3 separate regions of the Mus musculus genome follow, and regions 1 and 3 are each linked to region 2. Evidence: chromatin contacts called from ENCODE Hi-C or POLR2A ChIA-PET data. All regions are on one chromosome and are shown on one strand. Each heading gives the region's core, a stretch centred on a gene start or an enhancer-like site at or near the end of the contact. The rest is flanking DNA. Distances are from core to core; before and after follow the strand shown. Region 1 overlaps Syt11 (synaptotagmin XI). Region 2 holds the start of Ubqln4 (ubiquilin 4). Region 3 holds the start of Khdc4 (KH domain containing 4, pre-mRNA splicing factor).

Region 1 (2,700 bases), core at 137-2,636, 200 kb after region 2:
CCCATACTAGACTGGATGATCCAGACGTCACATGCAAATCTGAGATTTTAAGGATCCTCTCATTCCCATGACACTGCCCCAGGTAAGCAACTCGACCCAAGGAACACTGAGGCCATCTCATGATTCTGTCGTCCCCTCTGCCAGTCGGCTTCTCCCAGCTCTCTGCCTGTACCTCCTGTTCCAGGCTTAGGATGAGAATGAGAGTTCACTTATGATTATTAAATACAATATAAGGAAACAAAGCAGTTGCTTAAAAATTTATTTTCAAGGGCTGGAGTGAGCTCAGCAGTTAGAGCACTGGCTGCTCTTCTAGACAACCTGGGCTTGATTTCTAGCATCCGCATGGCCACTCACAACTGTCTGTATCTTCAGTTCCAGAGGATCCAATGCCCTTCTTTGGCCCCTATAGGTATTTGGTCCACAAGCATAATGCAGGCAAAATACCCATACACATAAAACAAAAATAAATTAAAAAACAATCAATTCCGGGCAGTGGTGGCACACACCTTTAATCCCAGTACTTGGGAGGCAGAGGCAGGCAGATTTCTGAGTTTGAGGCCAGCCTGGTCTACAAAGTGAGTTCCAGGACAGCCAGGGCTACACAGAGAAACCCTGTCTCAAAAAACAAACAAACAAAAACCCAAAAACCAAAACAACAACAACAACAACAACAAAAAATCAATTCCATAGTCCAGGCATTGAGGCACATACCTTTAATCCCAGCACTTTGCAGATAGAGGCCTGGTCTACATAGCTGGAGATATCTAGATCTACACAGTGAGATCCTGTCTCAATAAAATTTTCCCCTAGGGGCTGGTGTGCCTCACACCTTTGTACATGTTGGACAAGCACTGTACCTACTAAGCCATATTCTCAGCCTTCCTACACAGGAACCTTAGAAGGAGGGTTTGGTTGCAGTTACAAGCTATAAGAGGATGTCCTGGGCTGGGGATGTAGCTCAGTGTGTGTTAGACCCAGAGTTAGATCCCCAGCTCATCCCCCAGGCCCCTCTTTAGAAAAAACGATGCCTTTTAAAGATGAGCTGGAGAGTGAAATGTCTGGAGTAGTTCTGGCTGAAGCCCACACTTTGTCCTGAGGAGGATTTGGAGGCGGCATTTGGGCTCTTTGGCTGGGGATCCTGGGGATGAATAAAGGACAGACTCCCGGGTGCTGCTCAGAGATAAGGGCTCAGGAAGTGTGGGAGTCTGGCAAGCTCTGCTGTCCTGTTGGGGCCTCTCCTACTTCGATGTATTGCTCAGGATCCTAGCCCTGGCTTCATCCTCATGAAAGGAGTTAATAAAGTGGGAAGAAACTTGGCTCTCCCCAAGAACTCCTGGCAGTTTAGCAAATGCCATTGTCTGTGCTCTCTGCCCAGTGCCCTGGATTTGAGGCTGCTTTGTCTCCAGCCTGAATCAGTTCCTTTTTGGCCAGTCTTTTCCCAGCTGCAGCTCTCGGCACAGAGCCACCCCTCCCCCACAGTACTGGACTGTGAGCACACGAGTGGCCTGGAAGAGTGGTGGGTGCTGTTGGAAACAGCCCTCCTTCCAGGACAGACAAGGCTGAGCACTCGAGCCCTGTAAATGGAAGCCAGGAAACTGGAAAGCGAGGAGCAGAGACTGAGGAAAAGTAGGCAGGAGAAGGCAGAGGAGGGGACTTTCCCTTCTGTCGTCTCCACTGTCCCTTCCTGTTATGTCCTTTTTACCTTTTGAGCTAGGATGTCAAGTATTTTAGGCTGTTCTTGAACTTGTAGGGAAGGCTGACTTTGAATCTCTGAATCTCTTGCTTCTACCTCCTAAGTACTGGGGTTGTAGGTACCACCCTCCACTTTCATTTCATGTGGGACCAGGGATCTGTCCTAAGGTTCTGTACCTCATAGGCAAGCACTCTACCAACTCAGCCACATCCACAGCCCTTGTGTGAGTGTGTGTGCGTGTGTGTTTCTGAGACAGTTTCCTGCAGCCTCGGTTGACATTCAGCTTCCGAGAGCTGAGGATGACCTTGAACTCCTAAGCCTCCTCATCTCACCGACCAAGAGCTGGGATTTCAAGCCTCTGCCATGATGCCCAGTTCTCAAAGTCAGAATTGGCTAGTACAGGATTCCAGTACTCAGTCAGCAAAAGCAGGAGGATTATTGTAAACTCAAAGGCAGCCTAGGCAGAGTTGAGTCTCTAGCTGCATATGTAGCAGAAGATGGCCTAGTCGGCAATCAATGGGAGGAGAGGCCCTTGGTCTTGCGAAGATCATATGCCCCAGTACAGGGGAATGCCAGGGCCAGGAAGCGGGAGTGGGTGGGTTGGGGAGCAGGGCGGGGGTGGGGGGAGGGTATAAGGGGCTTTGGGGATAGCATTTGAAATATAAATGAAGAAAATATCTTAAAAAAAAAAAAAGGCAGCCTAGGCTATATAGTAAGTTCTAGGCCAGCCCAGTCTATGTATTAAGCTCCAGGCCATTGAGAATTACATAGTAAGACCCCATGTGTCACGAAATAAAACAATAAAAGTAAGTGCTGGAAATGTAGCTCAATTGATAGCGTGCATGCTTGCACGTACATGTGAGTCCTGGGTCTAACTCTCGCACTGCAGGCACTGTGTGCTAGTGCACACCTAAACCCCATGGGATTTAGCGCATGGGATGCAGGGAGGACAACAAGGAGTTCAAGGTCATCTTCAGTTCCACCAGATTCTTTTTGTGTGTGTGTGG
Region 2 (2,780 bases), core at 90-2,589:
TTGAGACTGTCTTCATTAAACGCTTGGTTCCCGTTCCTATCATACGCGGCCCAGATGTTACTGGCGATGGCCGCAGTGACCCGGGCATCTGTGTCCCCATAACCGGAGTAGGCCAGCAGCGATCCCTCATTATTCAGCAGCCTGGCAAGAATGGGAAGGATATCAACAAACTCAGGAAGAGTGAAAGGTCTGAGTTCCTATCCCAATTCCAGCTACTGGCGCTTTTAGGAAGCAAGAATCCAGGAACACGCTAATCAACTGTCCATTTCCCTTTCCGAGGAAGCCCTCAAGCAGGGTTTCCGAAGCTGCAGCTTGCAACATTAGCCACCTCCCGGCGTAGGGCTCTTCCCTACCCCTACTGCAGACAGCCGCGCGCCGCCCCATTCCAGCGCTCGCTGCTTGGGTTCTTGTTCACTCACAGGGTGCTCTGGACTCCTCCAGTGTTGGCTTGGCTTAGCACCTGCGTCAAAGCCTTGGGACGCAGCATGCCTGCGTCTCTTAACCCTGACCTGCACCAACACACCCCTACAGTCGCAGCCTCTTGCTCTCCCTCAGTCGCTTCCGGTGGCCCAGGAGCCCAGCTACGAGGCGCCTGGGAGTTGTAGTCACCGGGCCCATCTACTGAGGCTCTGGCCCAATTCCCGCCCCGCGCGAGGGCCTCTGGGAATCGTAGTTTCATGTGATCGCTCAAGGAATTCTGGGAACCATAGTTCAGCGTTCCAGTGGGACCATGTGGTTGTGGAGTTGGGGGGGGGGAGAGCGGGAGCGCAAGGACAGTGGCAACGGTGGAAATACTTTTAACATCTTCCACGCGAAGGACGCCTTCGTGCCTACTGGTCAATCGCAATCTAATAATAAATCTATCTGTTAGGCACATCCTTGACCATTTTTTAAAGCAATATTGTACGCTAGTCACAATTCTGTGGGGTCTTGCTCTTTTACTCCCAAGGCTCAGAGAAGCCACGTAGGCAAACTCCAGGTCTCTGAAACCGTCCTTAATGGCTCCCTCGGGGCGGTTCCCCGGAGGCCACGACTGCTCGAATCCGCAGAGGTCTTAAGGACGTCCTGAACCAGGAACGAACCCAGGCCTCTCAAGAAAACCAAGTGACCCCAGGGAACGGAGATAAGACGGCGACAACGAAAGTCCTTTGTCCGAACAGGAGGGAGCCGCAGGCGGCCCTGAATCTCCCGCCCTCCGCGCTGTCCGGCCCGGGCCAGCTGCGCACCCTGCTCGGGCCTGGGCCGCCCCAGCTGCAGTGCTCCCCCAGGCCGCCCGGGGCGCTGTGGCTGCGGCTGTCCGGAGTGGGCGGCGGAGCCTTGGGGAGGGGCGGGAGGGGGAGTTGGAGGCCCCGGAGTCGGGCCGGGCCGGGCGGGCCGGGAGGAGGAGGAGGAGGAGCCGGACGGGCTGGCGGGCGGCCGGGCGGCGGCATGGCGGAGCCGAGTGGGGCTGAGACGAGGCCCCAGATTCGGGTCACCGTCAAGACCCCCAAGGACAAGGAGGAGATCGTGATCTGCGATCAAGCCTCGGTCAAGGAGGTAGTATCTGGCTGGGAGGAGACAGGAGGGCGGGAGCAGCGCACCGAGGGGGTCAGAGCAGAGAGGGAGACCTCGGGGTCGGCCTGGCGCCGGGGACGGGCCCCCGGCCGGGGCGGAATCCAGGGGCATACAGGCGGGAGAAGCGGGTAGGGGGCGCCCTGCCAGGGCTAGTCCGGGGAGCGTGGCGCGGGTAGGGGCCGGTTTGGCCGCGCTACCCGGGCTGGGGGCGTGGTGGGGGAGCTTGAGGAAGGGACACCTTGCTTGCGGGCTCCATTTGGAGCCTAGGCTTGAGGAGAGTGTGCTCCAGGGTCACTGGTAGAGGTTCCAGGCGCTAAGGCACCGTGCGGCCCGAGCGAGCTGCGGCTATGCTCTCCCGGGAGTGTCGCGTGGTGGTGGTGCCCTCTCTCTCTCTCTCTCCCTCTCTCTCTCTCTCCACAGAGCCTCCTTGTCGCAAATCGAAACGGTTGTGTAGTTCAGTTTTCTGCTCTACAGGATTTGCTGAGCGCAGTAGGTGCTCAACAAAATAATATAGAATGAGTGAGGGAGTATTGCCTGTGTTCCCCACTGCTTGAAGCTGCTCCAGAATTGCACATAGGCGGGGCTTAGAATAGGCCATCTGGTTGGAAGAGAGGGATCTTTTGCTTAGCAAGTGCACTGTTTATAGTTAGAATATGTGTTGTGTTGTGTTGTGTTTTGGAGGAGCTGATAGAATCTAGAAAATTTAACTCGCCCCAGTGTAGCCGTTGGTACCACTGCTGCTCTCTCATTAGAGAATTTTAAGTCCCCTGGGAAAAGCTGAATTATAAAACAGCTCTTATTGAGAATGTGTCTGATGAAGACATTGATGTCCAGACCTGAGTTCCTATATCCCCGGATACATTACCTCTTCTCTGATCCTTATCTTTAAATTCCCAGCCCTGGGGAGGTAGAAGCAGGTGGATCTATCTGAGTTCGAGGTCTACATAGAAAGTTCCAGGACAGCAAGAGCTACATGCAGAGACCCTGTCTCTTAATTAATTAATTAATTAATTAAATTTAATTAATTTAATTAAGTAGAGATGGTAACTAACACACTAGATTCCTCAATAGATCTCAATAATACTCTAGATTATCTGTTATAGTGATGAGGAAGCTGGGACTGAAAAGCAGAGAGAAGGCTGAAGAGAGACAGCCTGAGCCCAAGGCTAGTTGAAGGATTTAGGATGGGGAGGGCTGCCCATGCCTCTGTGAGGTATCACTTTCAG
Region 3 (2,853 bases), core at 309-2,808, 130 kb after region 2:
GAAGAGGGGAGGAGAGGAGAGAGAGAGGCAAAGGAAGGAAAGAAAGAATGTAGAATCAAAGTTGCTTTGCCATGCTGATTTTAGTCGAGCACATGACTCAACTATTCAAGCCTGGTGTTCTTCAGGCAAGTCTGTTTCCTCAAGACTTATTTACTTTGTGTGGTGTTGGCAACTGAACTTTGGACTTAACTCTGCTCCACACTGGTTCGTCCTGCAATTCTTTCCCAAGTCAAAAAAGCCAAAGACTCTTTGGAGTCTAGCCCTAAAAGATCAAGGGAGCACCTCTCACACTAGTGTGGTTGACACCACAGAGCAGTGTCTTCATCCCTACCACAAATGTATATTTATTTATTATGTGCCCAAACTCTCTATTATTTAGCTTTTAAGTGAATTTTTTTTTTTTTAAAGATTTATTTATTATTATATGTAAGTACACTGTAGCTGTCTTCAGACACTCCAGAAGAGGGCGCCAGATCTTGTTACGGATGGTTATGAGCCACCATGTGGTTGCTGGGATTTGAACTCTGGACCTTCGGAAGAGCAGTCGGGTGCTCTTACCCACTGAGCCATCTCACCAGCCCCAAGTGAATTTTATTCTATGAATTATGTCGGAATGTAAGTATTTCTATAAGCTAGCATTCTGGGTTTGTTTGCTTTCTGTTGGAAGAATACTTGCATAAACGTTAAGGATCTGTTTTTCAGATTCACCCAAAACTCCTTAGAATTCAAAGCTTTTCAGTATATTGAAGAGGCAGTCAAGTGTAAACACACAGCCCTCAGAGAAGGGGATTTCATAACTTTTGATTTTTAATCTCCATTATGACAGTTCTTAGATCAGAGAGCAACTTTCCTTGTGTGCTCCAGGGATCTAACTTACATCGTTGTTTGTCTACTAGCACCTTCGTCTGCAGGGCTATCTCTCAGTCCCTGGCTTCGTTTTTTTTAAAAGCTCCACCTCGCTGAGCAGTTTTTCTCCAACTTTACTTGTTTTATAACAAGTTGTCCAAGTGCTTACGAGTTTGCCAAAACCAATGTTTTTGCTCATGGCCACCAGAACAGCCCCCCCCCCCCCATGCAGCGGGCTGACTGGAGCTTCCTATCCCTAAGGGTGGGTGGGTGGGGGACCCAAAACAAAACAAAAAGAGAAAGAAAGAAAAGGAAGTTGTGCAAATGACTTTGGAAAGAATCATTTCCTTTTTTCATAAGCTGAATCGAGAAGTGCGCTGAAGTCGCCGGCAGGGTTCTCCTCCGCTACAGGCTGGGACTCCACGTGAGCAAAGAGAACGCGGAGAAAGTCGGCTTCATTTTCTGACTTGTCTTCCAGGCAACTCGCTTGCCCACAATAAAAATGGATTCTCCTAGCCCGCAACTCGCTTTTAAACCAGGCCCAACAACCATTTTTATTAAGGGCAAGAGAGCAAGCCGGAGAGTCGACAGGCAGGCACTCCTGTCACTGAGACGCCAGACGCTTTAAATCACCGAGGGTCCAATCGGAATCAAGAGTCCTCACCGGACCCGCCTTACCTCACGGCCGGAAAAGGCCGTGCGTCAGCGCGTTGGGCGGAAGTGGCGGGAGGGCGGTGGTGGGTAGTTGGCGGGTGGTTGACTGGAGCAGGCCGCCATGTCCGCAGGGAGCGCGACACATCCTGCCGCTGGCGGGTAAGGGCTTCGCGGGCCAGGCTGGGGGCAGCGAGCACGGGCCCGGGGCAGGGAGACCGGCGAGGCTGCGTGTGGGCCGGACGGGCCGTCTAGTAGGACGCGTCCGGATGCCGAGGCCGGGGTTCTGGAGAGAATGTTGAGCTGGCCTCGGGCGCCCGGAAAGAGGCCGGCCGCGGTGCGAGAGGGAAGGGAGGGAACTCGGAGCCTTTTAGAAGGACGAGCCAAGGAGAAGGCGAACGCAGAGCGTTCCCGGCCGAGCCGAGTCTCCGGATGGAAGTGACTGGAAAGGAAATGTTTCGTAAGGGGATCGGAATAAGGGGAGTGGGACTGAGCTTTAGATAGGAATCTCGGGCACGTCTCGGGACCATGGCAGGCGACGCGGGATGGAGTGTACGAAGGGGGAGACTACACAAAGGAAGGCCGTGGGCCTCAGGATTTCCCTTTTCCTACCTGTAGGCGCCGCAGCAAATGGGATCAGCCAGCGCCAGCTCCGCTTCTCTTCCTGCCGCCAACGGCCCCAGGTGGAGAAGTCGCTGGCAGCGGGGCGAGCCCCGGGGGCGCCACCACCGCCGCCGCTCCTTCAGGAGCCTTGGATGCCGCCGCTGCCGTGGCTGCCAAGATCAATGCTATGCTCATGGCCAAAGGGAAGCTGAAACCATCTCAGAATGCGGCCGAGAAGGTATTGCGAGCGCTAGACGCTCTGCGCTTCGGGATTTTCTTTTTCCTCCCCTTTCTTCACCTTTCAGTTGCTTGGTCATTGGGGTTAATGAAGATGAAACCGGTTAGAGTGAAGATCACGTTTGGGAGTATTTAGATGATACCTTGTTAAATTGTTCCTGCAAGGCAATGAATGGGCTTTGGTTTTTTTGTTTCAGGCAGAGACTCTGTATATTTAGACCAGGCTGGCCTGCTTGCAGAGATGCCTCTTGCCTCTGACCCCCCAAGTGCTGTGCCCCATCATTGCATCCTGAAGTCAGGCAGTTTTAATTGATGTAGTTCCCTTGTTTTGTTTTTCGAGACAAGTCCACGTAGTCTTGGCTGTCCTGGAACCGTGGTTTAGCCTCGAACTAATGGGGAGATATCCGTCTCTGCCATCTACGTAGGATAAGGACATGCGCAGCCACCACCTGGCTGGTCTTGTTACTTTTATGGACTAGTTTTTGTGCTTAGAAACTTAAACTCAGTTTTTTTTTA

The links. A loop is a pair of places that touch in the nucleus more often than their neighbours do. ChIA-PET counts read pairs that join two places held with the same protein, here RNA polymerase II (POLR2A).
Region 1: a loop to region 2 is called in a map of CH12.LX, with 2.5 times the contacts of the local background. The contact joins the enhancer-like site here to the promoter of Ubqln4 in region 2. A Hi-C loop is called at or near these places in 1 of 37 maps with a recorded cell type or tissue (CH12.LX). POLR2A ChIA-PET finds 5 or more read pairs at or near these places in 1 of 5 experiments (embryonic stem cell).
Region 3: POLR2A ChIA-PET joins it to region 2 with 13 read pairs in Patski. The contact joins the promoter of Khdc4 here to the promoter of Ubqln4 in region 2. POLR2A ChIA-PET finds 5 or more read pairs at or near these places in 2 of 5 experiments (Patski and embryonic stem cell).

The regions. Positions count from the first base shown.
Region 1 is chr3:88,756,930-88,759,629 of GRCm38, forward strand. The region is part of intron 2 of Syt11 (synaptotagmin XI); the gene reads right to left. Among named protein-coding and RNA genes, the nearest start is that of Syt11, 14 kb to the right of the region's middle. Within about 2 kb of position 1,387, at least 1 of the 3 ENCODE cell types and tissues checked has a DNase peak (open chromatin) inside an H3K27ac peak, as active enhancers do.
Region 2 is chr3:88,552,377-88,555,156 of GRCm38, forward strand. It overlaps Ubqln4 (ubiquilin 4), which reads left to right and starts at 1,340. Exons shown (of 11, transcript NM_033526.2): 1 at 1,340-1,536. The coding sequence starts at 1,429. It overlaps Lamtor2 (late endosomal/lysosomal adaptor, MAPK and MTOR activator 2), which reads right to left and starts at 575. Exons shown (of 4, transcript NM_031248.4): 1 at 420-575; 2 at 1-141. The coding sequence starts at 487.
Region 3 is chr3:88,684,229-88,687,081 of GRCm38, forward strand. Khdc4 (KH domain containing 4, pre-mRNA splicing factor) reads left to right here and starts at 1,559. Exons shown (of 14, transcript NM_028814.4): 1 at 1,559-1,659; 2 at 2,116-2,338. The coding sequence starts at 1,622.